Linked DNA regions of Mus musculus: regions 1 and 2 are each linked to region 3. The links are chromatin loops, found by intact Hi-C in ENCODE. Cell type or tissue: heart. All regions are shown on one strand. Each heading gives the region's core, and the rest is flanking DNA. Links, peaks and the distances in the headings are about the cores only.

Region 1 (10,035 bases), core at 2,998-7,997, 2.0 Mb before region 3:
GTGAAAACTAAACTATAATGGAGATGAACACTAAAGTTTCCAGAGAGACACAGAAGTCTTTATGCAAAACACTTCAGTAAAGGATTTCTAGCACTCAACTGCTCCCAAGTCAGAAAAACAGAAAGGTACTCCGTCAGCTCACTTCACTCTACCTGTAAGGCCTACGTCACTGGCTAGTAAGACCACATTTAAAACCCTACGCATTCTGGTAGTGGGGTGGGGGGCCAGGGCAGGAAAAGCTTCTGTTGTTATTAATAAACTGAAGAAGCAAGCGTCCAGTAAACATTTGCCCCCACTTGTTACTATCTCCTAGTCTTCCAAAAGAGGAACCCTGCAATTCAAACAGTAACAAGTAACTGTTTCCAGCATAAGCAAAGCTTTAGGAGGAAGACTAGCAGTTGTTACCCAAGTTCCTAAATTAATTCTCCACACATGGGAAGACATTAACTTCAAAAATAAAAAACAGAGGATACAGCAAACTGAGGTCAACCCATTAGCTGGAGCTGAAAAACTCACTTAATGTTTTTAAATTTAAAAAGACATTTAATGTTTTAAATTCACAACAGTCCCTTTGTTAATTATAATCATTTGCCCTGCCCAAGGATTCTGGAGTGGAAGGCCTCTGGCATGCTAGGCAATCATTCTACTAATAGGGTACAACACCAGCTCTTCGTTTTGTTGTATTGCTTACTTTTAATTCTACAGTGGATTTAAAAACCAAGAGCTAAGGGTGTGCCTCAAGTGGTAGAGTGCTCGCCTGCATAAACCAACCCCTTGAAAGATTGGGGGGGAGAGGGGAGTGACGGGAAGGGGGCCGGAGGGACAAGCACTAAGACACACTGGATAAACATGAAACCAACTAGCATGTGTGCAATAAGGTTCGTTTTTCCAAAATGGCTGATTCACAGGCTAGGTCTCTAAACTTCTTAAGGGCAAATGAGTTGTGCCTCAATTGTTTAAATTCCTATGAAACCAAGATCAGTTTGATACTTTTTATCCACATCTACTTTAGAAGAGTAAACAAAAATAATAAAAGACTACATTCTACTATATGAAATAACTTGACCCTTATCAAAATAGACCTAAATCTGGTTACACAAATATCTTTCCAATTATCTTAGGCGAAATTAAACAAGGACTTAAAAAGGAACCTACAAGTATCCACACTAGTTTATTTCTAAAACGAGGAGTGTGAAGTGATTCATGTGGAAGAGAGCTTCATTCAAAACAGTCACACAGCATTCTTGCCCTCTGTCTCTGCAGGGCAAATCCCTCTGTCCCCCAGAGCACACTCTCAGAAACACTTAACCAGATACACACAGCCCTGGTTTGAATTAACTTCAGGCTTATTGTTTGCTCCAGGTTAGGAATGGGGGAAGACTGAAAAGCCAGCCAGAAACCCTAACCCCACCTTGCAAAACCCAGCAGGCTAACCTCAGTCTTTCCAGTTAAGAGTTACAGAGTCGGGGGGGGGGGGGGGGGGGGGGAGGGCAGGGAGGGAGGGGAAGGGGGGCGCTTCTCCAAAAAGCTTCAGTAGCTAAAATAGCCTGCAAATATTTTGTAAAGTGACAGCTACAGATGCTCTCATAGAAGAGAAATCTCAGTGAAGTTGCAGATTCCCCCAGCCTTCACCGTCTCTTGGTGATTATTTGTAAGCAAAATACACCAAGGGACAGGAGGAGCTGGAACAAAGGCACTGTTAGGAAAAAAAAAAACAACAACAACAAAAAAAAAAAAACAACTTTGGAGTGTTTGAAAGGCCCCAGGACCCCAGCATTCACTGTGTTCCAATGGCCGCTGGCTGGCCAGTGAACCAGGGCAAAAGCAACTGTGTTCCTCCTCCTGTATTAGAAGCGCCCACCACGGCGGACCAGCTTCTCCACATCTGTCCTGGACCTGTCTTCTAAATCCCGTAGGTTCCCAAAGACTATTGGCTTTTGAAACTCGGGCTGCCAGTTGAGACCTAAACCTGCTCTGCCAAGAACATGTAGCTGTGAGAGCTTCCTTGACAGGCTTTTAAAACAGCAACAATAACCCAGAAGCAGGGGCCGCAGGCAAGCCCCCATTTACGTCCCAGAATTATCAACGCGCGCGCACACACACCTGCCATAAACTTAAAGGCAAGCAGAAAAAGAGCTAGCTGAACCGTGGCCCCAGCGTGTAAGCCAAAGGGTCCGAGTTTGCATCTGTGTTCTGTGCTTCCTCCCTAAAAAGCGGCCAGAAAAGGGTAAATCCGCTCACCTCTGCCGTTTAGGGACCGAGTGCTCAACTTCCATCGGTTTCCCATGTAGTTCCATTTTACCTGTGAACACACAAGAGGCAAGACGACGGGCTAAATTCAGCAGCTTTCCCCACCTTGAAATCTACAGTCTTTAAGAGAAAACACACCCTGCTTCAGTGACCTCAGCAGGGCCCCAAGATTCCCACCCGACTCAAGGACAAGGGAGGAGCAGGGCAAGGAGAGGGTGCAGAGCTGACCCTTCGGGTGGGTGTGGCTTTTTAACTTGCAGAAAGCTGGGGAGGGAGAGCAAGAGTCAGGCTCACCACTTGGGTTGCAATTTTCGCCTCCTGACCCCCTCCAAGGGCCACCCCGCACCCCAAGGTCTGCAAGAGACACACCCCCAACAAACAGCCTGCCATGGGGGCGCGCGGCCTTCTTTCTGGTCCACATCCAGGTTGGCCTGGAGCACTGGGCGATGGGATTAAAGAGCCAGGGTGCCAGGAGGAGATTGGGCGGCCGGGGTGCTGGTCCACGCGCGCTGACCCATCAAGGCGCCGGCCTCGAGTCCAGCTGGGGACGGTGGAAACCGAAAGGCACGGACAGCTGCTCTCCCCTCGGGCATCCAGGCAGAGCGCACTCAGACACCCGGGCCGCGGCTGCGCGCACGGGCCGGGACTGCGGCGCCGCGCGTGGCAGGGCTGCCGTTCTGGCAACAGCCGGCCGCCGCCGCCCACCTGCCCCTTTCGCTCTAACGACCCCGCGAGGTGGACGCGGCGGCGTGGAGCGGGACCGCCTGGACGCGGCCTCCCCCCGGGCGTAGGCTCAGGCCACTTTCTGTTCTCTACGGCTGGGGGACAGCGACCAGACAGAGGGCCCGGCGGGCGTCCACGCTGGGCCCCAAGGCCCGCCTGGCCCGGCCTGCAGCACGCGCCGCGCCGCGCCCCGCGACTGACAGCGCGTCCCCCTCCCCACCCCCACCCGCCCCGCAAGCGGGGTCCCGGATGGCAGCTGCGGAGACGGGGAGGCCCCGACCACGCGCGCGGGCCCCACCTGAAAGCGCCTCGATGGCCTTGAGGGCCCAGCCCTCGTCCGGGCAGTCCACGAACGCGTAGCCCGTCTTCACCAGGAAGGGGCCCGCCACCGGGATCTTAGCGTCCTTGAAGACACTTTCCAGGTCCGCGGGGCCGGCGTGGTCGCTGAGGTTCCCGATGTACAATTTGTTCATTGTGAAAAGGGGTCGTTTTAAAACCCGAGGAAAATGCTAAATTAAAAAAAGCACCCACGGCGGAGGATGGAGCCGGTGGATTTTGTTCCTCTCCTCTTGGCTTTCAAACCCACACAGTGACCCAAGCACGGGAGCGGCGGGCGAAAACCAGATCCCAGGGTCCTTTTTCCTCTTCTGGGTATTAAAAAAAAGAGAGAAAGAAAAAGCCTAGCGACGAGCCCAGCGTCGAGTCTTCCTAACTCTGGGGAGGAGGCGGGATTAGCGAGAGAAAGGAGGAGGCGCGGGGGGAAACTACTTTTTGTCTCTTCCTCCCCAACCCCTTTGGCAGCGGCCAGCGGGCTGTGAAAATATCACACTACGTGGGGCAGGCGCCGCCTCCCCGTAAAAAAAAAAAACCCCGAGGGGTGACTGGCAGCGGCGAGGGGAGCGGGGCGGGGGCAGCCGCTCCGAGTGTCCGGCTTTTTGAATGAGCCACGTGTTCAAACTACAAATCAACGTCTCACGTGAGGAATCCCAGCGCCTCAATTAGAGTGGGTTTCGGAGGAAAGAGAAAAAAAAAAAAAAAAAAAAAAAGCGAGAGGGGGAGGGGAAGCGAGATTGGGCGAGGAGGGACCCCGAGCTGGAGCCGGAGCCGGAGCCGGGGAGGGGGTGGAGAGCGTCCAGCCGCTGCAGCCGGCGCCAGGCGCGATGGGCACGGCGAGTTTCCAAAGGGTCCGAGCCTCGGGAGGGTCAGACGAACGATCCTTTTTCCTTAAGATGAGGAAGCGGTTAGGGGGTCCCGCGGTTGCAGTTACCGTAGTTTGTAACCATTCGATTTTTAAAAAATGGGTCACTTAACAACGAAATCTGAATGACAATCTCGAACTCAGTCGGTGGCTCTGATGACCGGGGAAAGTAGAACCCGGGGGCAGAGCGCCGCTCCCCTCGAGGGCCCCGGGGACCGAGCAAGCGGGGCGGCCCGGGCCGGCGTGGGGGAGGGGAGCCGACGTCCTGGGCGGGTGTCTACGCGACACCTCCTCCGCCTGCGCTCCGGGTGGCTCTCCGCCTCGCCGTTCATTGGCTGCTCGGCTACGAGAAGACTCTGGATAAATGAGGCCGGGGGCGGGCTGGCCGCGTGGGGGAGGGGCGCGGGGCGGAGGCTGTGGGGCTGGGGGTGGCCGAGTGGGAAAAGTCGGTACTTAAAGGGAAACCCTCGCTTCCTGTGGTTTTTCGAAGGGGGAGGGCTGGGTGTGGGGGAGGACTGATACTTTTATTTAAATAATTTTTGTTAAAGAACTTGGGACTCTAAGGGAACCCTGTTCAGCGTCAGCCTAAGGTGGCGGCCGCGCTGGGAAACTATTCCTCGGCTCTTTCCGCCTTCCTTTGACTGTGAGAGCCATTCATAATTTTCCCTGTAGGTAACGAGCACAATGGTGGTTGGGGGGTTGGGTCTGGGCCCGGTGGAGCCTTCCTGATCCTACTAAATGTGAGCCGGAGAACAGGAATAGGGAAAAAAGGGCAGTACCCCTGTCCTTGTGAAAACCTTCAACTGTGGCTTAATGGTTGTGTGCTCTACTCAAAGGCTTCAAAGATAACTTGTGATATATTTTTAACAGGCATTTTATGGAAAAGAGAAATTGCCGGGTTTGGATGACTGAAATTAAGCTCTATATAGCCTGAAAATACAGGCAGAAATCTAATGTTTTGCTACTCTCGCAAGTTGAAAAATGTGAATAGAGAAAATATGTGCTTCATACTACAAACGCCTTCAGCAATTGATAATTTGATATGGTGTTCTCTTTCAAAAAAAAAACTTAATAATACTTTATCTCTGACAGAAAAACAAGTAGCAGCTTGTTTTTAAAACGTGAAATTATTGAAAGATCTAGAGTATTTGCATTTTGTCTTTAAAAGGAACTTACAATTCTGTGTGAAGTAACCGGAAGGTGTCAGATCACCCATTTTCAATGCAACTATTCTTTCTAACAGGTTTTTCTTTCCTGCTAAGCAAACCCAACTGTATAAATGAAAACAAACTTTAATAGTATTTTCACCTAAGTTTAATTTAGTAAAATGGTCTTTATGAAATTATGAGACAGTATTCAGAACTATTGGAAATCTGGAAAGAACATCTTTGGAAGTGAATTTTTAAGGCTAAGCTAGCTATTTTAAAAAGTTATTCTTCGCCTTCATGCATTTGGAAAGAGAAGCAGCTCTCAAGGAAAATATGTATTCCTTTAGACTTCTGTGGCATTCAAAAAAAATCACTATAAATTTTACGAATTTAATTTTGTAGTACTTGTGAACCAAGCCTTGTTGGAGAAATGTTTTGATTTGTAATGTTTGCTTTTCTGGAAATCACTTTGAATATGATCATATAACTTAATATTTTTTAATAGCAAACTGATCAGCTTGCTACCAAATTGTATTGATTCCCCCTTCCCCTGGATTAAATGTACTTTGTTTTATTGAAAATTATATCTAACGAAATAACTACTTTTAAAAACATGGGATATATTATTTTTATCTGTCACTGTCAAACAAATCTTAACAGCTGGAATTTAAACCAAGAGTGTGTCAATTTAATGAATATGTTCCTGGGCGCCTGTGAATTTAATGTTTTATTGTTGTAACAAACTGGATACTTTGTCTAGGACCTTAACACTCCAATAATAAAGTTGAAACATCAAAAAGGTAGTGGACATAAACCACTTCCAATCTGCCAAACATTTGGGAGATTGAGTATACACTCCGTGGCAAAATTAAAAACAAAAACAAAAAAACTGGGTAATTATTAATTTAGCTTTTCGAGCGAAAAATACTTGAATTTTTCCAGAACACATATTATTAAATCCGTGTAACTTCTCAGATTCGTAAGTTAATTATATGGATGCCTTAAAGAACTTTCTCACATTATTTGTATATGAACCAAAACAATTCTTCAGCAGTTGTAGCTCCCTAAGTAATATTAATTCCACGGAGGAAGGATTCCCACCCATCTGTTTACACATTCGATAGCTACATTTCTTCTGATGACCCGGAAAAGTAAAAATGTTTGAGGTTCTGTGTAACGTGAAAGTATGCCTAGGTCCGTTACCGCTGCTGTAGCCACAGGTTGTGGGCAAAGCAAAGGGTGGCCCTAGGGCTCCCTGGCCGGGGCCTGACACCCTCACGCCGGTGGGCGCGTTTCACTCTTCTCGAGAACCGCTCCTCTGAACTCTGTTCAAACCAGAGGCGAGATCCGAGACCTGGGTCTGCTCTCACTCCGGAATCTGTCACTTCTATCTGTATTAAACATGGAGCCTGGGAGCCGAGAAGATGGGGCGGTTTGTTTCCTTTCTTCAGCTCCGCGCAGAGAAGAGGAACCCGTCGAAACGCACACAAGAGAAAGTCTTCATGGGCCGCTGGAGCCTGACCACACGGCTGCATCCAAGCATGGAGACTGCGTGTAAACTCGCGAGGCGGGCGCACGCTCGAGGATGCTCCGTCCCCACAGAGAAATAACGAAGGCTGCTTCTGCTCTGTCTGGGCGGGGCGGCCGCCGATGGCGCGGAAAAGCGACCTAGGGCGGGGCTCCGACGCTGACGGGCTGCCCTGCAAGGATTCAGACCCTCACCCAGCGCCGGGAGAGGCGCCGCCCTCGCCGGAGCCGCTCGCCGATTGGTGGAGGCAGCGAGCCTATCATCGACAGTTGCCGCCTCTGGAGTCTTAGCTGGTCTCCACCCATTGGCCCTCGGGCCGCCCCTGTATTTACATATTTTGTGGCGCGAAAATAACCCTTTGCTCCCTTGTTGGCTGGGCTGTGGGTGAGGGGTGGGCTTCCGCTCGCAGCGCTCAGCCCTTTAACTGTTCGCCCCAAGTCCGGCAGCGCGTGGTACCCGGGGCCAGCGTGGAGGTCGGGGTTTTGGACGCGCACGACCCCGAACTCATCTTTTATTTTTAGGTCTTCGAATGTGTCGGTCTATTTTCCTTTTACTTTTTTTTTTTTTTTTCATTTCAAAGAAGCACAACCAAATTATGTTCCCAGGTGCCTGAATTTAACAAAACTTCTAGAGAACTCGTTCAACCCCCTCCCTCCCCAGCTCCTTTTGTGGTCCGCACGGTTGTTTTAACCAAAACCAACCTCTGAAAGGGGGGGCGGGGGGTCGAGAGCAAACGAAAAATTCCGGGTAAAAATCAGCTTTGCTAAGACCACGTTTTCGTTGAAGCTGCCCTAAGACCGGTGAAGTTGAAACCGACCTTGAAGGATTAACGATTTCTGTAGCTGAAATGTACTAATTTCACTGACGTTTGGTGGAGATGGTGAGAAAAAATAAATACGAAATTGGTTTGGAAACATACGAAACAAACGAAATAATCAGTAACCGAAAAGGTAAACAACCACAATTTTTGTTAGGTGCTGGTGGGTTTCTGTTTATAAATACATTTCTATTGTTTTTTTTTTTTTTTTCTTAAAAATATAACGATCAGAACTTTGGTGGTGACAGAAAAGAAGGAAGTATAAAATTGTTTGATTTGTCAACATTCATAAAAGATTTTACCAATCTTTATCTGGAGAAAAAGAAATGGGCCACCCAGAAATACAAATTTATCCACAGATAATTTTAATTTTTTTCTTAAAGTCTTAGCAGGGGCGGGGGACTCAAATTTAGTTGAAACCCGGTAAAAGATTATTCAGCAAATATTTAATACTTGAGGAAATTGGCTTAAATTAATATAAGATTTTTCTGTGTATTGTTAACTTTCAGCTGTAGTAAATCATATTATCTTCAAGTTCTTTTGAGAAAACTGTTCAGTTTACTCTTTAGATCTAGTCTCTAAAATCGAATGGCTGTAACAAATTGCCATGTACCATAGTGAAGCAGTTATCTAAGCAGCTTTTAAAAACAAATTGTAAGTAACGAATGAGTTGGTCAAGAACTTAAAACAGGTAATCATGTGTTTAACACATTATTTTAATTCAACTACATCTCACTAATGTGGTTAATAAATGGTGTCTTTTAAGCTTTGGTGTAAAGTCACTCCCCAGAGTCACAAATTATTTGAGTTGAACAAACTGATTAAAACTTACAGACTGAATTTATAGTGCAGTACTAAAAAGCTAGGATTTAAATAAGCTGAAACTGAAGAAACTTTAAATGTGAAGGTATGGTTATTTGGAAATTTTAGCTTGGGATTTATTTTTGTAGTTTGAAACCGTGCAGTATCAAGAGAAAAAAAAATTAAAGAATTTTAAAGAGAAAGTTGCATTTTATAAATAAATTTCAAAATTAATCTAAACAAGCCAAAACTCCAAAGCCTGATATATTTTCAAATGGCTTCTCAAAAACAAAGGTTTATACAAACAGTATTTTTCCTTAATCAGGCTAAGCAATTGATTTTTTTTTTTTTTTTTGAAAGTTCAGCCTTAAGTCAGGAGTTGGAATTTCATCTGTCTGTAGACTTTGTGGGACTGGTAAGTAGTAGCTAGCAGGGTTGCTCTTGTTGCAACTGTGTCTTGTTTTATACTGCTTCCCATGGTCGACAACTGTAGAGTGCCCATTCTTCTAGGGGCCGGGAGAATGAGACCTTTCATGAAAAGACTCGGTGGGGATTGGCGAGTTCATAGTATTTCCAGACTGACTGAAGAAAACAAAAGAGCCAGGCGTTTGTTTGTAGGGGAGGAGCCTGAAGAGGCTGGAGAGAGTTGGGTATTTAAACTTGTTTATCGGTTGCAGCTCCTGTATTGTGTGTCTTCCCATGCGCCACAACTGTGCAAGGGCGGCTGGAGCGAGAGTGTTCGGACTTAAAGGGGTCAAATGGCCCAGGAGTCCGAGCTTGGAAAGCCTCTTGCAGAGAACACTCCAAACCTAGGCTTCCTCCCTAGGAGGAGGGAAAGCTAGGGGCGGGCTGGGGCGCTCACCCCTGCTCAGCATTTTCCAAGGTCTGTCATTTAAAGACACATCTTGGGTTACTATTCTCACAGTTGGAGCGCTCCATCCCAGAATTCTGTTCCCCAAACCTTAGGAATGAAAGTTCTCTTGGTAAAACCACCCGGAGTCCCTCCTAAGTAAACGCTGAGGCCAGATGAATTCCTCATGTTGTCAATACATGAAGAGCTCATTTTTAGATTTAATAAAGGAGTTGGGTTTTTTTTTCTAATTCCTTGCTTGCAAAAATAACGGTAGGTAAATACCTGGCTAACTACCATGTCCATTTTACTCACTGAAGTTCATTCCTTCTTGAGTTCAATTAAATTTGATGCTGAGCCTCTCCAGTCTGGTGGTCCCAGCTTTAAGGGGGAGCCCAACCCACTGTAGGTGCAAAGTTTGAGGATTTGATTTTATTTTAAAATATTTTAGCTGAAGTTGATAAAGAGTATGGTACCATTAGATATAGTTGGGGGGAAAAAACCTAATCTGAGATCTTTATCAAAATTAACCTAGCATGCTTCTAAAACATATGCTTCCCTTACTAGTATTGTTTACATTAAAATGACTATATTATTAATTAAATTAGCAAGTATATATTGTTATAGTTAATATAAATGTTAGTAGCAGTGTTTGTTTTGTTTTTACCAGCTAAGATAGTGTGATCTTTGTTTTTGTTTTGTTTTGTAGCCCAGGCTGAC
Region 2 (10,035 bases), core at 2,027-7,026, 1.5 Mb after region 3:
GGCGTGCTAGGCCGCGGCTGGCCCCGGCTGGCCCCGGCGTCTAACAAGCCAGGGACGGGTGGCGGGCGCGCTAGGCCGCGGCGAGCCGGGGAGGACCCGTTGGGTTGTTTTGGTTTGAGTCTCCGCTGGAGGAAGAGGCGGGGACTCCCTGTGTCGCCTGGTTTGGCTGTTTACCTGGCTTGGCTTGATCTCCGGCTTCTCCTGGGCTGAGAGATTAGTTGAGTCTTGCTGTTTGGAAAGCAGCCCTCCCCCTCTGGTGCCCAAGAGAAGGCTTTAAGAAATCTTGGGGAGGATCGCTTCGCTCTGTGGTCGTCTGGACTTGATTTCACGACTCCGCCTCCCTCGCTCCACCCACTGCTGACTCTCCCCGGTGTTTTGGACCCGGCGGAAGGTGCAAGACGTGTTCTGGCTAGCGCTCATCGCCCGAAAACTGTACTGTTAGAACGTAGCTGGGGTGTTCGCTTGTATTTCCCTGTTGAGAAATATGAAGTACAATTTGTTCCTGAAAGTTTTGTTGGAAAACGTTGTGGCGTTTGACTATGATAGATTTCCGGCTTTATCGTTATGTTGGTATGTTAGACATTTTAATGCTAAGTATCTGCCAAGTATGCTGCTTTTTGCCAAGTGGTAAAAATTCATGATTAGGACACGAACAAATATAATTAAAATTTTAGTGTTCAATCCCAAAACATTCGAAAATGGTTATTTGAATAACATTCCTTAAAAGTGGGTTGATTAAGTGGGTTTGTGATCTCCAGGTTACCCTCTAGGTGTGGAGAAGAAGCTGAGGCCAAGGACTCGCCTCCATTCTATTCTTCTCAGGGGTAAATTGGATTTCTGTATGTCCCTTTCGAATGTTAGGCAAACGCCCTGAACTTATCTTAGATTTCTGCAAGAATATATTTGACTATGCTAGGAATGACTGGTTAACCTCCTCCCCCTCGTCTTTGTTATTTGTTAAATTTCAAATACAGTTGTATTGTATTATTTGTTTTCAAGTTATTACATTAGCTGCATACCATTTGCTCTTAGAATCACAGTCGTGTATGTGAAATGTATGTGAAATGTAACCATTGAGTACCTTTTCTAGGACAAAAATAACATCTTGGAATTATAAATTGTAACCTTTAAAGGATGCTGTTTTTAAAAAAATTTAGACTTATGCGTATGAGTGTTTTGCTTGCATTTTATGCCTGGTTATATCTGACTTAAGTCAGAAGAGGATGTCAGATCTCCTGGAACTAGAGTGATAGATGGTGTGAACCACCATGTAGGTGCTGTGAACCCAACTTAGGTCCTCTGTAAGAGCAGTAAGTGCTCTTAATTACTGAGTCAGCGCTCCATCCCCTAGGATGCTAAGTTGGTTTTTAAAAAAAGATTTATTTATTTTATTTTAATACACACACACTGTAGCTGTACAGATGGTTGTGAGCCTTCATGGGGTTGTTGGGTATTGAATTTAGGACCTCTGCTCGCTCCGGCCCAAACATTTATTTATTATTATAAATAAGTACACTGTAGCTGTCTTCAGACACACCAGAAGAGAGCATCGGATCTCATTATGGGTGATTGGCTGCTGGGATTTGAACTCAGGACCTTCGGAAGAGCAGTCAATGCTCTTACCTGCTGAACCATCTCGCCAGCCGGATGCTAAAGTTTTTATATGCAGTTCTAACTATATATTTATATTTCCTTGGAAGAATTAACTTACCTGTAAATTTTATTTTTACTTATTTATTGGCTGGGTCTTAACTATGTTGTAGCCCTGGCTGTCCTGGAGCTCTGCATGGAAACCAGGCTGGCTTCTGCCTGTTTTCTGAGTGCTGATGTTAAGGTGTTTTCAACCAAGCCCTGCTTCACCTGTGAAGCTTGTTGGTGTATTTTCTTTGGACTGATTGTTAGTATGTAAACTTTGGGCTTTCTGCACTTGTAGCTCTAAAGTTTACATTGTTCTAAATAAGCCTTAATAGAAATTACAAAGTTCTATCTTCTAATACTTGTGGGCCAAGAACAGTGTTTTACAAATGAACGTATTTTAAAAGATACAAAAATTAAGTTAAATTGGATCTGATATTTTATCAGCTGGGATTATAGCGCTTGGGAGCTGAGGCAGGGAGGAGTGTCGTGAGCTTGAGGCCAGCCTCAACTAGAGTTGCACAGCGAGTCTTTCTCAAAAGAGAAAACCACAGCTGGGCAGAATATAGGAATAACCAGCTATCAAGGCTGGTGGAGATAGAGATGGCTTCAGGAGTGCAGATTAACAAGTCTTTGTTCCTGCCTCCTCAAAGTTGGCTGCTAATATCTTTCTGAGGCTATGCTATTCTACAAACTATGCAGAAGACTGAAGAGTAAATAAGGGACTTGTTAAATCATCAGGCTATTTTTATTCTCCTTCACATGTTTCTGTCATTTAGGATTTAAGTTTGGAGACATTTTACACACACACACACACACACATTGTTTTTTGTTTTTTTTGTTTTTTGTTTTGTTTTTTTTGTTTTTTGTTTTGGAGGGAGGGTCTTGCTCTGTATGTAGCCTTGGCTGCTCTGGAACTTAATGTGTAGGTCAGGCCTCTTCAAACTTACAGGGATCTGCCTGCCTCTATTTTCAAAGTGCTAGAAATAGGCCCCTATTTTTGTAATTGAAGGTTTTTAAAAACAATGGCTGTCAACCCTTATCTTAATTATGGTACAAAAGTGTTCATGCAGTGTTTTCTATTGAAGTAAGTTAGACACAGGGGTTTGTTACTAGCTTGGTTTTTTATTTTCTTTTATTGACTTTATTTTTGAAATTTCTGATTGCACACAAAGGAAACAGGAGCAATGAAATTAAGACTTTTGCTGTTTTTTTCATTACCCCCTTCTTTCCTCCAAACACATTGTTTTTTCTTCTCCTGGAGTTTCTAAAGTGAATGGTAGAAATTAAGCCTTTTTACTTACGGTTTTTCGAGACAGGGTTTCTCTGTGTAGCCTTTGCTGTCCTGGAACTCACTTTGTAGACCAAGCTGGCCTCAAACTCAGAAATCCTCCTGCCTCTGCCTCCCAAGTGCTGGGATTAAAGGCGTGCGCCACCACGCCTGACTGCCTTTTTACTTGTTTTGTAGCTAAGTGATGGAGAGTTAAAAAAATATAATGTAATTTATCACCCAGATTTTTTGAAACTTAATTGGTAGGATAGGTGAAATACTTAAAATTGAAAAAGTCATTTAGTTCCATATGGAGCCACTGGAAGAAATACTACCACAAGAGGCTGCTCCATTTGGGGCTAGTAAAAGCCCAAGTGTAAGTAAAGATAGCATGGAAAGAAGTGCTTTTTTCCTTCTTAGTTTTGGACATTTGCTTAGCTAATGCCAACTATCTCCTTATTCATCTTGATTTGGATATTAGTGAATTGTAGAAATAATAAAATTGGGTTTTAGTGCAAAGATCAGTGGTTCTCAGTCTTCCTAATCTGAGACTCTTTATTATAGTTCCTCGTGTTGTTGTGACCCTCAGTCATAAAATTATTATTGTTGCTATTTCATAACTCTAATTTTGCTACTGTTATAAATTGTAGTGTCTGTGGTTTTGAATGATCTTAGGCAACCCCTGTGAAAGGTTCATTTGACCTGGAAAGGAGCTGAGACTCTTAGGTTGAGAAATGCTGTCATAGAGAGTAGTTTACAGCCTGACACACATAAAGAGGTTCTGCTGGTGTTAGAACCTTGAGGCTACAATAGGAAGGGCTCGCTGTAGCATTTCAGACATTGGTTCCTAGACATATGTCAGGCCCTTCAATTAGTAACTGGGAATTTTTAATTTATAATTCTCTTCCCAACTTACTGCACTTGTTTCTGTAGAAATGCCTTAGAGACAAGGAAGCAGAGTCTGGCCTGGTGAAGTTGCCTGGCTGTATTTTCTCTTTCCAACTAAGTAGGACTTGTTCTTTGCTCTGAATGTCAGTCCCAGGCGTTACCACATGGTGATGCAGTGACTTTGCACATGGCTTCTCTTCTAGGTTATGCACTTCGGCATTCTCAGTGAAGGCCAATGTTTTTAGTAGCTTTCCCATCATTTCAGTGTATTATCTTTGAGAAGAGTGAAGCAGAGTTACTACGTGGGAGTCAGAATTTTTTTTTTTCTAACTTAAAACTGATGATTCAAGTTGTGATTCTTCCTTTAACTTTTAAAAATTAAAAGCTATATTTTCATAAAAGTAAAAAAACAAAAGCAAAAAAACCCCAAACAGACCAAAATTGTGTGTGTGCGCGCACGTATGTGTAAGCCAGAGGTAGATGTTAAGCATTCCTCTCTGTGGCTCTCCACCACATTTACTTATTTTGAAGACAGTCTCTTATTGAACCTGGAGTTTGCTGATTTAGCTAGACTAGCTGGCTTAGTGAATCCCTAGGATCTGCTTGTTTTTGTTCCCAAAGATTTGGTGCTTATAGGTAAGTGCCTGGGGATATGAACTCAGGTCTTGATGGTTGCAAAAACAGGTACTTTACCCAGCAAGCCATCTGTCTCCTTGTTTGTTTGTTTGTTTGTTTGTTTGTTTTGCTGGAGGGTGAGGGTGGAGGCCTCATAGCCTAGGCTTGGCCTTCAAATCTCTGTGTAGCTTGAGCACTGACTCCAGATTCTTTTGTTTTTAGTACTAGGATTATAATTCTGGGCCACAACGCCTGGCTTCACACAGATTCTTACTTTTGTGACATGCACATCATGCATATATAAAGCATATATATATTTTTTTGTTGTTGTTAAATCTTGAATCGGATGGTATTTCAAAGTGTGAGCCTCCCCTCTAGCTTCTGGATTGACTTCTTTTACAAAACTTGTCTGTTCTTTCAAGTGGCATTCATCTATCCCACTGCAGTTTTCATCTCCCTATATAATTTTCCAAGGAGAACTCATCCAGTCAGTGGTCCTGCAGCAAGCATGTTTTCTCCTGGTTGGTTGGTTTCTCCCTCATTTTCTTTTGAGGTAGGGTCTCTGTGTAGCCTAGACTGGCCTTGAACTATCTTCCTGCTTCAGCCTGCTTAAATGTAGGATTACAGTTTTTTATCACCTGCCTAGCTGGGTTATGGCTTTTATTTCTTAGTCTTTAGATGTTCTTAGTCTCACTATGAAGTCATGGCTAGTCTTGAGGCAATCCTGCTTCAGCTTCCAGAGTACTGGTGTAGGCCTGTAGCATTATGCCTAGTTAATAAACTTTTTAATAGTTGTTCAAATGAGCAGCATCTACCGCTGTGATTTCTAGTAGAAACTTCATTGAGTTGTGAAGTAAATTAGATTAGTTAGCAATTTTTTTTGTCCTGGTTTCCTTCATTGTTGCAGGGATCTTCTGTAATGACTTAGAAGCAAGTGCTATAGGCAGTTACTTTTGTGTGTGATGTATAATTAATGATTGTATTGAGTCTGTGATGTGCTCTGTAGTTGCTTCTTTGAGTAAATTCCATCATTGTTTTTCCTTTTTTATCAAAAGTGAATCAGATTAGAAAACTATTTGAAGCTGGGCTGGTGGCACAGGCTTCTAGTTCCAGCAGAAAAGAGGTTGAGGTAGGATTGCTGAGACTTATGGACAAGCCAGGGCTACAAAGCAGGGCCCAGTCTTAAATAAACAACTAAAATAAAGCAGACAAACAAAACAGAACCATTTGAGTCCTGTGCTTTTTGTGGTCTATCTCTGTCTTTCATCTTGTGTTTGTATACTAAATAGGTGAGCATTTACTGGATGGTGTATTTTCCAACATCATATATCTCATTAGTGCTATACTTTAAAAACTTAAACATTTGTATTGTTTATGTGGCTATGGGATGCAGGTTCCACTGGCCACTTGTGGAGGTCAGAGGACAACTTCAGGAGGTGGTTTTCTCCTTGCAATTCCCACATGGATTCTAGGGATTAAACTTGGGTTGCCAGGTTTGCAGGGCAAATACCTTTATACCTGGTTCTTCTTGTTTTTAATACCCACTATTTATGTATTTATGTTTTGAGATTATGAGACTATTACACCATTTATCCTTTCTGTTTTTTTTCTCCAAACCCTACTCTATACCATCCTTCTTGTTCTCTTTCAAATCTATGACCCCTTTATCCATTAATTTTTGATACATGCATATATGCATATCATATATATTCCTAAATATAACCTTCTCAGTCTATGAGATGTCACTTGTGTGTATGTCAGTTAATGTCTACTTATTTTTAATAAGTATATAGGTAAAGTAAATGAATACTTGTAGGTAAGGTAGTTTTTTGTTTTGTTTTGTTTTTTTTTTTAAGATAATATTACACCTAGAAGGAAAGGATAACATCAATATAGGTAGAGGAACAAGTATGATGAACTGTTTTAAGAGACTGACTGAGGAAATTTACATGCTTAAATCCCAGGAAGGCTGGCAGAGCGTGGGTTAAAGAACTGGCTTTCTACTCAGCTGCATACAAGATTAAGGGAATTTTTAGAGACTGGGTTAGGAGAGTGTGTTTATATGTGCATGCACACAGAATCATCATAATTGTTTTCTTTTAAAGGCCCTTAATAATTCTGATTTGAAACCAGGATTGAGAAGTGATGGTTCAGGGTATTACAATATGGTCCGAAAATATAAACAAATGTTAGCATCAGGTTCACTATGGTAATCCAAACTCTAGAATCTGGGGAGAGAGATGGGAGTTAAGGAGGAACTTGAACATAAACATGGTGTTCAGGGCTTCCATACAGAAAGAAAGCATTAATTCAGCAGTAATTGATAACATACAGATATTCAACTGTCTGTTTGTCTTTCTTCCTTCCTTCCTTTCTTTTTTTAGTGTCTATTGCTAAAGAGAAGTCATCAGGTTTATATTGGCAGAGCCTCCATTAAAATACTGCTTGCTTGCTTTTGGTTAGAATAGAGAGCTTAGCTTTCCCGGAGAGCTGCATTGCATTTAGTTGAGTTTTGTTTTGAGACAGAGCTTACCATTTTGTTCGATTTTAAACTCAAGTGTTTCTTCCTGAGTCATACTAGCTATAGTTTCTATATTTCTATATTTGGTCATATTTTAAAGGAATATTTCTCATGTTTAAGGCATACAAATATTTAGAATTAGAATTGTGTTTGTGTGTGTATGGTGCTGGGCATTGAACCTAGGGCCTCATAGATGAGGAACAAGGACTTGACTGAGTTGTATCCCCATCCTAAAAATTATATGGGTTTTGAAAGTATAAGTTTATTCTTATTTGACAGTGTTTAACGTGTATGAATTGCTCTTTTCAGATTCACAATGACATCCTTTCAAGAAGTCCAATTGCAGACTTCCAATTTTGCCCATGTCATCTTTCAAAATGTGGCTAAAAGTTACCTTCCTAATGCACACTTGGAGTGCCATTACACCTTAACTCCGTATATCCATCCACACTCCAAAGATTGGGTTGGTATATTCAAGGTAAGAGAACTTGAATATTTCTTCCACATGGATTCTTTTAATTTTATCTTTTCAGAAATTACATTTATTTATTTTGTGGCGTGTGTGTGTGTGTGTGTGTGTGTGTGTGTGTGCTGTGTGCATACCGTTTGTATCTAGTCAGAGGACAACTTGGAAGAGTTGGTTGTATCCTTTTATCATATAAGTCTTGGTGATTGAACTGCAGTCCTCATACTGGCAGCAGGCAGCTTTGCCTGAGGAGCTATCTTGACAACCTGAATATTTTCTTTAAACAGATTTGGATTTAACTTATACTAAACCTTGTCTTAAGAAACTACATTAAGATTCAGTTTTGTAAATATCACCATGAAATACTAAACACTGTGCAGTCATTTAAACACTGGGAACTTAATTCCACAGGTTTTCTTCTCTGTGATCAAAAGATCCAACTTGGGTTTTTTGCGAAAACTTTTAGAATATTCTCTGTGTGTGCACGAACTTGTGTTGTCTGTGCTGGGTATTGAATCCAGAGCTTCATGGGCAAGTGCTGTACAAGTGAGCTGTATCCTCAGCTCAGAATCTCTTAAAAAAAAACAAACCAAAAACTCCAAATTCTCTCCCATTTCACACTTAAAGGGGGAAAATAATCATTTTTAAAAGATTCTCAAATTGTATACTGTCTCTTCTTGTCGTTTGTGATTGATTTTGTACATCTCTGTAGCCATGCATTGCCTCTTTTGTTATGTACCTCTTAAATATTGCTCATATTGTTATTGTATTATTTTTAGGTCAATACTCTGTTTACTTGAGAGAACAGTAAATTCTTTGTGGGCTGGTTCATATAGTCACCAATCATTTTTCATATTATTTACTTGAAAATTACGTTTCAGTGGTTACTACTTTGGTATTCCCTATGCTGGAGGTTTTATGCAATTTTCAGGCTCTTCAGAATATAGTGGAGAACAGATACAGTTTCAAAAGGCTAGGGGAAAAGGTTTTGGGCTCTTTTCTGTTTATTATTGCATGAAAGAGTTACACTAGTCTAAGCTAAAAGTGGACCCTAAATGGTTGCATATACAAGCTGTGAGGTTTTTAAATCTGTGACAGAACAAGGGACGGAAGGGAGAATCTACTCATTGCAAGGAAATTCTCACTTGAGCTTCAGCGAGTCACAAGCACTTAAAACTTGGGAACCTTCAGCTGATTGTCCAGTCTCTGTCAGGAACTGGCATGTGTTCTTGAGAAGGTCATCCCTTCAGCTGAAGTACTCTCCATATTCTAGATGCACAATTAAAGTACCATTGCAGGCAAAATGTCTTAAATGCCTTTTCCTCTTAACATAATCATCCCTGAGGCTTTGGATCAGGGTCTTCCTGCCATTTCTCTGTTGAATTTGAATATGAAAATAATCCTCAGTGCCCATAGGAAGCAGGTCATTACCCTTACTTGAATCAGCAAAGGGGTTGAAAGAGTGGAGGATCTGGATAAGGCCAAATGTGTCATAATATTTATGTACATATTCATTGAATCAGTTCATTTAGTTAATTGAACCAGGTTCTTACTATAGGACATTTATGATGTAGCTAAAGCCTTAAATCTTTTTTCATTTTCTTCTTTCTTTTTTTCCCTCGGGGCAGAATCTTAACTGTGGCCAGACCTCACTGTGTAGCCCAGCTTATCTTGAATTTGTGAAACCCAAGGTGAATAACCCGAAGGGTCTCAATCACAAGTTCTGTTAACTAGCTCTCAGAACTCTGAGTTTGGTGTGCATGCTTGGGCACGCAAGAATCATAGGCCCTGCCCACAAAATGCCAAGGCTCAGAGTCTGTTATATTATTTTGGCTGCAATACAAGCTTAGGCTCCCAAACTTAGGTTTCTATGAAGACCCCATGGTGAAGTCCTCTGCCATTTGATGAGTCTTACATGCTGTTTCCACAAATAAACCTATTCTGCAGAGATAATAAACTAGTTAACTGCTGTGGATAGTAGATCTAAAACTGTTTGAATGTTTTGTTTCAAGCTTTTCTTATTTCTTAAAACATTTTGTTGGAAGAAGTGATTTAAGCCACCCATTATAGTATGATAAAGGTTTCCTCTGGCTTGTAATGTTTTGGCTGAGAAATCTGCAGGTAGTAGTCACCCTTGTATGGTGACTTTTTCCTTGCTGCTTAAAGACCTTTGGCAGCTTGATAATAATGCGTCTTGGTGTCTCCTTGGGCTTAGCCTAGTTAAGGTGCTTTGAGGTTGTTTTGTTTATAGAGACAGGGTTTTCTTATGTAGTCTAGGCTGCCCTTAAACTCTCTAAAGCCTCGGTTTACCTGACTCTTCCAAAATCTGGGACTCTAGACATAGAGCACCATGTTTAGCTATTTTTAATTTTTGTACTTTGTCCATTTTCTTTTTCATACCTAGTAAGTTTCAGCTGCTACTTTTAGAAATATGCTCTAAGGCGGTCTGTTTCTTTCTAGAGTCTTCAGCCTTTGATGGCTATATTTTATTTCCTTTTTTTTACCTTACATCTTGTCTTTTACTACTACCCAGGCTGGCTTTGACTTCACAGTCCTTTCTCAGCCTCATGAGTAATGGATTAAAGATGTGCACCACTACTCTGTTTATATTGTTTTTATTGATAGGTTCTTTTATGTTCA
Region 3 (10,035 bases), core at 2,200-7,199:
TGTTTGCAGGGAGAGACATCTGAGAGTGTACGTGGCTCTGACTACAGCTTACTCCACCTTCAGTGGCCAGGCCACCCCACAGCTAGCCTGAGTCTAAAGTTTCCTTTTCTCCTGAGCAGGGCTGGGCTCTCTTTCTCTGCAGCGACCAGAAGAATAAATAAAATCTTTATAATCGACGTGGGGGGGGGGGGGGCATGCCTAGGACATATTTTTCAGTCCAGGGGAGGGTGGGATGATGTTTTTTAAAGAGCAGGGACTCACCAGGTCTGAAGTCACAATGTCAAGACTCGGGAGGCCAAGCAGAGCTTTTAATTCCCAAGTACTCGCTCAAAGGCGGTCCTATGTTAGCCGTTTGCAGAGCTCAGTCATCCTCCATCGAGCCCCTTCTCATCCATTTGATCGGACTGACCAGCATCTTTTTATAGAAATCCAGTCTTTCATGACAGAGAAGTTAAGTAACTCATAGTTTTCTTCAGGAATGAGAATTCCCACATCTTGACTATCTACAATCCCATTGGTCTGTCTTTTTCTTTTCCTCTGAATTTTTAAAACATGACTACAGATTAAAGCACTGAGGAAAATGAAACCATATCACATTTTAAAACAAAATAAAGATCATAATTTGTTTGATTTTTAGAGTCTTACTGTTTTGAATAGAATTTAGGAAGCAAAGCCTATACTTTATTACTTTTAAATACACTCACTGCCCCCAAACACTACTATGTTAAAAGCTGTTATGAAAGATGGCTACAGACGAGCACTTGATTTGGCATGATGTGGGGAATGGAGAGGCTGGCCGTATACAAGGAAGAATCAAAAAAATCTTTTTGCCAAAAAAAGAAAAAGAAAAAAATATTTTTGGCTTTTTTGAGTCAGGGTCTCACTGTTTAGTTTAGGCTAACTTCAAACTCATGGCAATCCCTCTGCCTCAGCTTCCCAAGTACTGATAACACAGGCATGAGCCACCATGGCCCCGTAAGAAGACTCAAATTTGAAAGAGACTTGGGTTCATTTTATAATTTCACTCACATAATTATAGTCATTACACACCTCTCTATCTCTGGTAAAATAAATATATAAAATAAAATAAAATAAAATAAAATAAAATAAAAAAACTCCCAAGGTCTCCTGCAATTTCTCCTCTGTGTGTGCTGTTAAAACAGGCACATGTGCACACAAGTGCACCCAGCATCCAATGAAACCACACTGAGGAGTCCAGTGATTGCCTGCCAAGGTTTACCCCAGAGCAAATATTTACTGCAGAGCTACAAAGCTTCCCTCAAGGAAGACCAAAATGGAAGCGTTTACACACGTGGCAAATACTTTATGCGTGCCTGGGCCACAAGAAAGAGATAGTTTAATAAAAACATTTATGGATTTTGAAAGCAAACACAATCCAAGAGCCTCTGCACATGTGGGAATAGATATTTCAACCTTACACGTTTTCTCCTGAAGATCTTTCCGTTGGCCACAGTGAACAAGGCCCACCGTCCTCTGGGGCTCAGCTAATCCACACCATAAAGCATACACAGCCACAAATAAAAGTATGATCTAAACAGTCCCTCCACGGAAAGGGCAGGGATGGGACCTTCTCTGTTCTTCCCATGCAGACAACCTCCAGCATCGACGATGGCTGCTGCTCATTGAGAAGTGTCGGTGTCTCACCTCACTCTGCTCCTCTCTTTCTCATGTTTACCTGTGCCTTGACCGTACCATAAAAACCAAAAAGTAGGCCTGGTGATGGTGGCACAAGTCTTTAGTCCCAGCACTTGGGAGGCAGAGGCAGGCGGATTTCTGAGTTTGTGGCCAGCCTGGTCTACAAAGTGAGTTCCAGGATAGCCGGGGCTATACAGAAAAACCCTGTCTCGGAACAAACAAACAAACAAACAAAACAAAAACAAAAACAAACAAACAAACAAACAAACAGAACCAAAAAGTAGGAAGGGATGCATGAGTGTGCTTTCCACCTCAGTTTTGTAGTCTGATGGTTCCAGCCCAGACCCCACTAAATTGTGTGACCTTCGTAGTCTAAGAATCAAAGTTTGGTGCTTAAGATTAGCATTTGGCACATTTCCTGTGTTCTGTCACTTGGACATCCGCTGCTCTTCCTTATGCTTGTGACCCTTCTTCCCCCACGTACCCAGACTACAGCCATTTAGTATGAGCGCCGAGGATCAAATGGAAATGGCAAAAGAAATCACTATAGGGAAGCTAAGAAAAGTGTTCAAGGCCCAGCCTGACAATATTTTTGGGAGAAAGACACGTGGCTCCTTGTTGTTCTATTCTTGGTCTGCGTCGCCCCCTGGTGGCCTCTCCAGAAGGAATAGGGCGGGTCGGGGCTCAGTTCCCCAAGGTTCTGGTCTGTGTCTTGAGGGATGGAGTTGCTTTTTGCAATGGTCTGGTGCCCAGTAAGTTGTAAAGAACAGGGAGCAGGGAGGGGTGGAGTGAGGCGCACGACACTGAGGGAAGATCTGAGCGGAAGGAAAGGAATTTTTTTAAAAATTGTATAGGGCAAAAGGCTCATGCTTCTCCACAAACAAAAGAACACTGGAACTAGATAAAAATGGATAAATGATTGATGGTAGATGATAGGAAGGAAGGAAGGAAGGAAGGAAGGGAGGAAGGAAGGAAGGAAGGAAGGAAGGAAGAAGGAACTATCGTTTTACAGTCAAGAAACTGAGGTCCAGAAACGGGATTTGCTGGGGAAATCAAGTTGCTAGTGACGAATCCTCCTCGCCCCTTCTGGGGTGACATTGTTGAAGGGATCACACGAAGTGGGGAAGGATTGGGGCGTCAGCAAAGGAGGGGACTCGCTCTGTAGATTAGAGATCACGGTTCCAGTCACCACGTCCCGGGGTGGGAAAAACTGAGGGGTGTTCCAGACCCTTGCGAACCCTGGGGCGCCCCACCCAGGCCCGCTGCAGGCTGACACAAAGCAGGCGCCCCGGGCGGCACTCAGGCTGGGGCGGGAGAGCTTGATTGATGGACCCCGGAGGCGGCGTAGGGTGAGAGCCGGTGCTCATCCCCGCGCTCCTAGCAAGGAAAGGCTGATTTACAGCGCCCGGCGGGACGCCGGTGAGGTCCCTGCAGAAATGAAACCCGCTCTGGGGCCCGGGGGCACTGCGGCCTTCCATCCAGCCTGGGTTTACGGAACTGCCAGCCAATCTGCCCCGCAAGCCCTGAACCCACGCTTGCCCGGAAGATGCCAAAGTCTCAGACTGAGAAGTTAGGAAGGGCAGCTGGCCCCATAGTCCTCCTCCAGGACCCTTCTCCGTTTGTTTAAAGACGCTTTTTTTTTTTCCTTAAAGCACTGAAAAAAACTCAATTCCATCCACCCCATAAAAGGGAACTATGCGTACCCAAAAATTCTTACTTAAGTTTCTAAGTGTGTTTTGTTTCGGAAGATAAAAGGCCAATAAGTTTATAGGCAGTAAAAAATAAGAAACTTAAGATTGGGACTTCTGGAGAAGTAATTCTAACTCAAAGATAGTGTTAGGCCCTCCTGTCTGTCCCCTGCAGTTTGTGAAGTTGACTCTTAGGCACCAGAGCTGAAGTAACGCAGGTTCGGGATCCAGAGATAGGGTGTAAAGTAAACTCAGTTAGGGGGCCGCAGGAGAGAGGACTAGAGAAACCACTCTAATCACTGGCTTCTAAATAAAATTCAGCAGACGGGAAACCCAAAGTAACAAGCCTATGAATCGCTATTTTGTAGGACGAGGGCCTCGTGGCTGGATTCTGAGTGATTTTTTTTAAAGTAATAAATATGCCTTTTTCAGAGTTATTTTTTGAAGACTGGGTACGATTTTAAATTTCATGACTATTAGGTATAGTGATCCAAAGCGGAGTACAGGGGTTTTTGTGGGTGGGTGAAGAGGCCGCGTGGTCAACCCGTAATATGTTCGTGGAAACTGCAGAGCTCGCCTGTCAACTTGATTTTCTTTTCTTTCTTCCCTTCTCCCCTCTGAAAATACCATTAGCTCTTAGTCTGGCCTTGGGGTTGTGGTCGCACGAACACCTCTCTTCCTGATAAGTCCAAAGAGAAAAACATATACACTGGAGGTGCCAGAGATAAAGCTTTCCCGGGGTTTCATCCTCGTGTCTTCCGCTGGAGTTGGCAAAACAAAAGCGCTGCCCTAGAAACGATACTAAAGCACAGAAAGTCCTTCCTGTGACCGAGGTCCCAACACGAATCGCTGAAAGAGCCGGGTGTGTTAACTGCAAATGTGTCCGAAAGCAGCAACGCAACCTTCGGCTCCCGGGCTGCGACCAGGCAGGCATCTGGGGAAAGGAAGAGTGGTCGTTGGAAAATTAAGCTTTCCCCTCCAACTTTAATTTCACTTTAATTCCTAAAAAACCGAAAATGACACTCCCGAAGCGCGGCCGCCTCGATCCCTTATGGCCGCCCAGTTCCCTTTAAGGAAAAGTTTTTGCAAACACTGAATGTGTAGTTTACTCTAAAACTTGACTGGGCAAAAGTCTCAAGAGGAAGCTTCCCATTAAAGCAACAACCAACAAACTGATTTTCGTAATATGTAGCTTTCTAATAGTACAAGGGTGTCCCACTTCACTCGGTTATAAAATATAAAACTGTTTGGTTATTAATTTTTCTAAATTACTTGCAGAATTTGGGGAGAGTGCTGAGAGGCAAAGAAAAGATGAGCCTTATGCCATCTGGCGGTAACACGTGGAACTTCACGACAGCCACCAAATTCCACTGACCTGTAGGTCTGAACCTACAGGGATTTCTTCACCAAACGGCTGTGTAAACTTCGTCCTCTTGAGACGAAGAAGGACGATCTTCGTTACAGAAGATTAGATTTGAGGATAAAAATATTAGCAAAAACAAAAAACAAAAACAAAAAAACGGGGATAGATTCTGAAAGTCTGTAGCCACATAGATATTTTTAAATGAACCATCATACCTCTTGGGGAATTTTTAATGATCATTTATATTCAGTGACAAAAAAGTTTAAGAAAGGCTAAAGCGAGCAGTAGAATTGAGTATTTCGTACAGTTTGGCAGTAGTTTCTGCAGTACCGGCTACTGAACACGTGGGGGCGTACTCAAGTTTCCTCTGATCTCTGGTAATATGATTCCTTCACTTATTTGCATGACTTGTTGTGATTGGATAATATGTTTTAAAAACGTCAATTATACGTCAGACCATAGTTAGCCAATCAGCAGCCTATTGTAGCGTGATTGGTTTCCACTAGAGGTGTCAATCATCCGAAATTTGCATACTAGTCCTCCAACAGGCTGGAGCCTGTCAGTTTGCTGTGGCTGCTAGAAGAGCAGGAGTCGGACGGAGAAGAATGAAAATATACTTTTGCTCTAGCAAAGCGAAAGAAAAATATCGTTTTTACTCATCGTTTCAAAAATTAATTCAGCTATATATCTACCTAATAAAATAAGGACTTTCAATGAAACAAAAATAAGCAGCTATCAAAGCCTTGGTTATTAATTTTAGGTTTGCTGCTTAAAATATCAATAAGTAGTCAAACGAATAATAAAACTCCTAAAATTAAGCTAACAATTTTTTGTTACAAATGATCATTGTCAAATTAAAAATGAATATGACATTTATAAATAAATGTATTTACAAAATACTGCTTTCAGTACATAGGCAAGCTAAAAGCTTGGCTTCGTAAGAAAAAACACAGAAAAGAGAATCTAAAACAACATTTTTTACTTTATCAATAATGACACGCTTAGATCATCCTCTCCTCCGTATTTATTTACCGTGCATTCACAGACTGGAATGCTTTTGTTTGCACATTTCTCCTCACATAAACACTTTTTTTTTAACGGAAAAAAAATCTGTAGGGCCTGTGAAGAAGTCATGGACAGTTTTAAATTTAGAAATTCGTAAAGCCAAACACTTAGATTCTCGACTAGATCTTCCAGGAATATTGTAATTTAAAACATGCCCAGCTTCACAAGGCGTTTATTATTGCCCTAAAATACGTGCAGGAAGGAATCCGCGGCCGGCCGGAGTGAGGAAACAATCCGGGCCTCTCGCTTCCAGACGCTGGAATTTGGATGCAAGCGGGCAGCGGCCCAGCGGCTGCAGCTGCAGACACCGGCCCTCGCCTCTCAAGAATTTTGTAGCAGGCGTTAACAGGCATCTACACAAACCGGGTTTGATCCTTCTGTATAAAGCCGGTCCTGGAATGATTTCCAAATTTTCCACTCAGTAGTGAGCGGACTTGTCCTTCCGCGGTTTTGTCTTTTTGTTTGTACGTATGTTTGGGGATGGGGCGGGTAGTTTTGTTTGTTTATTTGTTTGTTTGGTTTTTTTTCTGTCACTATTCTTTAGTGGCTGCACTTTTCTAATTTTCTTCCTTTACGTATTTTTTTCCTCTTTATTTATTTTTTTTCCTTCCACCCAAGCACTCTTACAGTGTGTCTTTTTCTCGGGCCTCTTCGATTACAAGCCGCTTAGAGAGCTGTGGCAGATGTGTTTGTGAGAAGCCACACAGGGCTGGAGTGATGCTGGCTATTAGTGGAGTGCCTAGGACTACGATACCTGGGACATTGAGGGCTTGAATTGTGTGCTTTTCCGGAAATGCACGAATAACACGGCTATAAAAATAAACTTCTGGCGATTTTAAGTGGATTCCTAGAGGAAAGCAAGCCTCCTATTTCTCTTTACTCCCTACCAACAGTTAGCCTGGTGAAGACCGTCCTCAGTGAATCCCTTCCAGGCCCTCCTAGAGGATCTGTGGAGGACCGGGCACAACAATCTGACTCAGCGGGAAATGCCTGCAGCTAGGACTGCACCCCACCAGTGTCAGCACCCACCACCTCGCCATAGGTCTCTTTCACCTTAGCTCTCTTCCTTCTCCTTACACCTCATTTCTTTCTTTCTCTCCCCCCCTTCCTTTCTCTCTCTCTCTCTCTCTCTCTCTCTTTCTCTCTCCATCCCTCTCCCTCTTTCTTTTTTCTATGTGTCTCTGTCTCTGTGTGTCTCTGTCTCTGTGTGTCTCTGACTGGCTCACTCATCCACGCACGCGCACTTGTTTCCCCCTGGCTGTCAATCACACCCGCACACCCTAGAACGCTTGCGCACTGGAAAAATCCAGCCTCCCACCAACCCCACGCCCTTTCTACTCGTCACCCTGCCATATTGACCAATAAGAGCATGGATCTGGGGGCGGACTTCGAGAAATAAACCAATGAGAGAGCGATTGGAAGCTAAGGCTCAAGAGAAGTAAATCCTTCGTGGTCCGCATTGAGTCGCTTGGGCGATGATTTATGCGCCCCTTTTATTATTTGTAACACTTTGGGAAGTTATTAAGAGGAAGATCTACTGCTTCCTCTTTTGGGGGTGGAACTGGATAGTAATATTTGTCACTGGCGGGTTTTAGGGTAGAGTGGTGCGAGGTGGAAGGCCGTCGGAGACTGGTTTGTTTTGTGGGTACTGTTTTTCATTACACGACAGATTACCCTTTTCATTACAAGCTGTAGACAGGGCCAACTTCGAAGGTCTTCTTGGCTGAATGATCTTGGATTACTCAGAGAGCTGAAACCTGATGCCTTTTGACTTGCCTGTCTATACCCCCGGCACTAGAAGGAGCCATTTGGGGAAGATGTTGCAACCTCTAGTTGCAAGAGAAAGTAAACAGACTCCCCTCACTCAGGTCCCCTCCCGAGCACCGAGCAAATCTCCTTGTGCTTTTCCCGCCTGGATGCTCATTAAGTCTTAGTTGACTCTGAGGCGGATGCAATAAAACATGGATGGTTTCAGAACCCCAAACAAACCGAGTTTCTGTTTTACTCTCAGCCGGACCACACCCCCTGCCTCTCCACTCTCCCCCCACCCCCACCCCCCCAAGGAAATTGCATTTTCAACTAGCGCCTCCGGGAAAGAACTGCGGGAGACGATTCCGCTCGGAAGCTTGAATGTCGGGGAGGGGGGAATAAAGAGCAGCGTGGAAAGAGCACCCCACAGTCCCGGGCCCTGGAAGACTGGAGAGCTAAGAGGACCATCCAGGAATCCGCACTACCCGGAGGTGTGATGAGCTAAGCGAAGTTAGCACTCGCCCAGAGATGAAGGCCAAGCACCTCAACCTAGCCCTCTTCCCGGGAAGGCCAGCCTCCCTGGGGGACTAGGCTAAGGGCTTTGGATGGGAAGAAAGTGCCAAAGAAAAGAAGAGTTACAGATTTGCTACCTCTGATCTCCCAAACAGAAAGTGGATGTTCAAACGTTAAACACTATTCCCGGAGGACAGGGATGGGGGAGGGGTCTTTCTGTTTCTAGACCACTGACAGGAACTCGGTAGCTAGTGTCAAAAGATTTCTATTTGAAATTAAGAAAAACAATGCAAAAGGGCTTGTTAGGGCATAGGCGAGGGGAGAAGAGACAACCGGAGTAGGAGGAGAGCGATGGAAGGAACAGGAACTGTTTGATCCTGGGAGTGGACGGGAGGAAAACAAAACAACGCACTTCAAAGCTCGGGGCCTAATCCTCCTCAGGTTAATTTCTGCTTCCTAAAACGTTGATAAGCACCATAAATCACTCGACCAACCCCCACCTCGCTGATCTTGCCCGGAGGGTACTCTCCCCCTGGTCTGCCCCCAGGGGCTCGATGAGTCTCCTGTGCTCAGACCTGGGCCTCCAGGGTGGGAGACATTCCTGGGTTTTGGGCTGCGGGATGAGTGCACGGGAATCAGCAGACAGAAAGGTGCTGGAAGAGGTGCGGGCCTGACCTTGGAGGAAGTGGAGTGCAGATGCATTCTGTCTGACCCTGGGGGTTGTCTGTCTGGCGCGCTGTTTGAAGGAGGTTACAGCTTGTTTAAAGATTTGCAAAACTGAGGAGCCGCAAAGATTAGAAATGCCAGCCTGAGATTTATCAAATGACTTCCGGTAGCAGAGCCGGGTTTAAACCCAGGCGGGCTTGCGTCTCCTGATGGCGAATTCTGGACCTGGGCCACTGTGCAGGACTGGCCAGGTGCGCGAGGAGGAACACAGAAGCGATGGGGCCAGAAAAGGGTCTGCCTTAGGTCCCCAGGGGGCTCACTTTAAGTCCCAGTCTTAGCTGTGTCAAGCTAAGTGAATGTCAAGCCAAAACCTCTCCACAGGCCTTTCTGAGCAGAGCGCCTCTCATCCACCCGCGCCGCTGTCTGCAAATGAACCAAATACCTTGAAATTGATAGATGCTAGGGGTGTTGTCCCTGAATTCCCCCGCTGGCCTTCCTTGCTTGAGGAGGAATCCAGGCCTGGATGTACTATCTGGAAAAAGCTAAAGGTGTTTTAGGACTAAACACTTGTGTTCAGAGCAGGCATATTGTTTAAATAAAATGTTAAAATAAAATAAAACATGACTAAACAAAATGCTAAATAAAACGAAACATGTCAAAAGTCTGAGACATGCATCACGGGGTGGGGGGTTAAGAGTAGGCTCATGCCTAAGTTCAGAGCCAGCCCGGTCTACATAATAAGAATAAATAAATACTTAAAGGAAGAAAAGAAAGAAAATGAGAGCTGAGACAAATTGAGTGTTGAGTGCATAAAGAGCTTTAGCTTATGGGATACTTGGGATTGTGGCAGTCTTGCAGGAGAGGGCACAAATCCTTCCCTCTATGAATGACTGTGTCCCTAGACACGCCTCAGGTGTGCAGATCAAATAGCTCCCCTACACTTACTGCATGCACCAGCAAACCTCTCCGATTAACAAAGATACTACAGCAGTGGGCCGACTGGCCTAAAACAAATATCTAAAGGATCAAGAAAACCAAAATGGAGGGGAGAATCCATTACTGAACCTTAGTGAAGTCCCTTCTTTGCCTTGGAAAATTCAGGGGATGCAAATGTCCCTGGATATTATTAGATACTGAGATGTACATCCAAAAATAAGAAAAAGAAAGACAGACAAAAGAGAGATCAAAGCGTTTGTTATCTCCGATAAATAATTACTTTGTCACACGTGTAGATATTCTTTTGTCCTCAAAAGAGAAGGTGATGTGATTGTCTATAATGCTACAGGCTCAGACCCAAAGGACTACGTTTCCACCTTGGGAAAAAAAAATAACTCT

Evidence for each region. Peaks named below come from ENCODE experiments on the same cell type or tissue, not always from the same donor. Only the 100,000 strongest peaks of a DNase experiment are listed, where the experiment ranks them.
Region 1: a loop joins it to region 3, with 17 times the contacts of the local background. A loop is called at or near these places in 15 of 42 quality-filtered maps.
Region 2: it touches region 3 in a loop (4-fold over the local background); 2 of 42 quality-filtered maps call a loop at or near these places.

What each region holds. Positions count from the first base shown.
Region 1 is chr6:49,211,026-49,221,060 of GRCm38, forward strand. Igf2bp3 (insulin-like growth factor 2 mRNA binding protein 3) reads right to left here and starts at 3,929. Exons shown (of 15, transcript NM_023670.3): 1 at 3,272-3,929; 2 at 2,242-2,302. The coding sequence starts at 3,446. D030074P21Rik (a long non-coding RNA gene) reads right to left here and starts at 2,235. Exons shown (of 2, transcript XR_869057.2): 1 at 1-2,235. In heart, for the core only: no CTCF peak of the experiment used is centred there; a DNase peak (open chromatin) is centred at 3,276; H3K4me3 peaks cover 5,000 bases; H3K27ac peaks cover 4,841 bases.
Region 2 is chr6:52,714,060-52,724,094 of GRCm38, forward strand. It overlaps Tax1bp1 (Tax1 (human T cell leukemia virus type I) binding protein 1), which reads left to right. Exons shown (of 18, transcript NM_025816.3): 2 at 7,239-7,407. The coding sequence starts at 7,246. Among named protein-coding and RNA genes, the nearest start is that of Tax1bp1, 5.3 kb to the left of the region's middle. In heart, for the core only: a CTCF peak has its summit at 3,966; no DNase peak of the experiment used is centred there.
Region 3 is chr6:51,165,939-51,175,973 of GRCm38, forward strand. Gm32328 (a long non-coding RNA gene) reads right to left here and starts at 508. Exons shown (of 4, transcript XR_377663.2): 1 at 262-508. In heart, for the core only: CTCF peaks have their summits at 2,314 (motif pointing left), 4,717 (motif pointing left), 5,023 and 7,060; DNase peaks (open chromatin) are centred at 2,313, 2,933, 5,183, 7,063 and 2 weaker places; H3K4me3 peaks cover 4,818 bases; H3K27ac peaks cover 4,901 bases.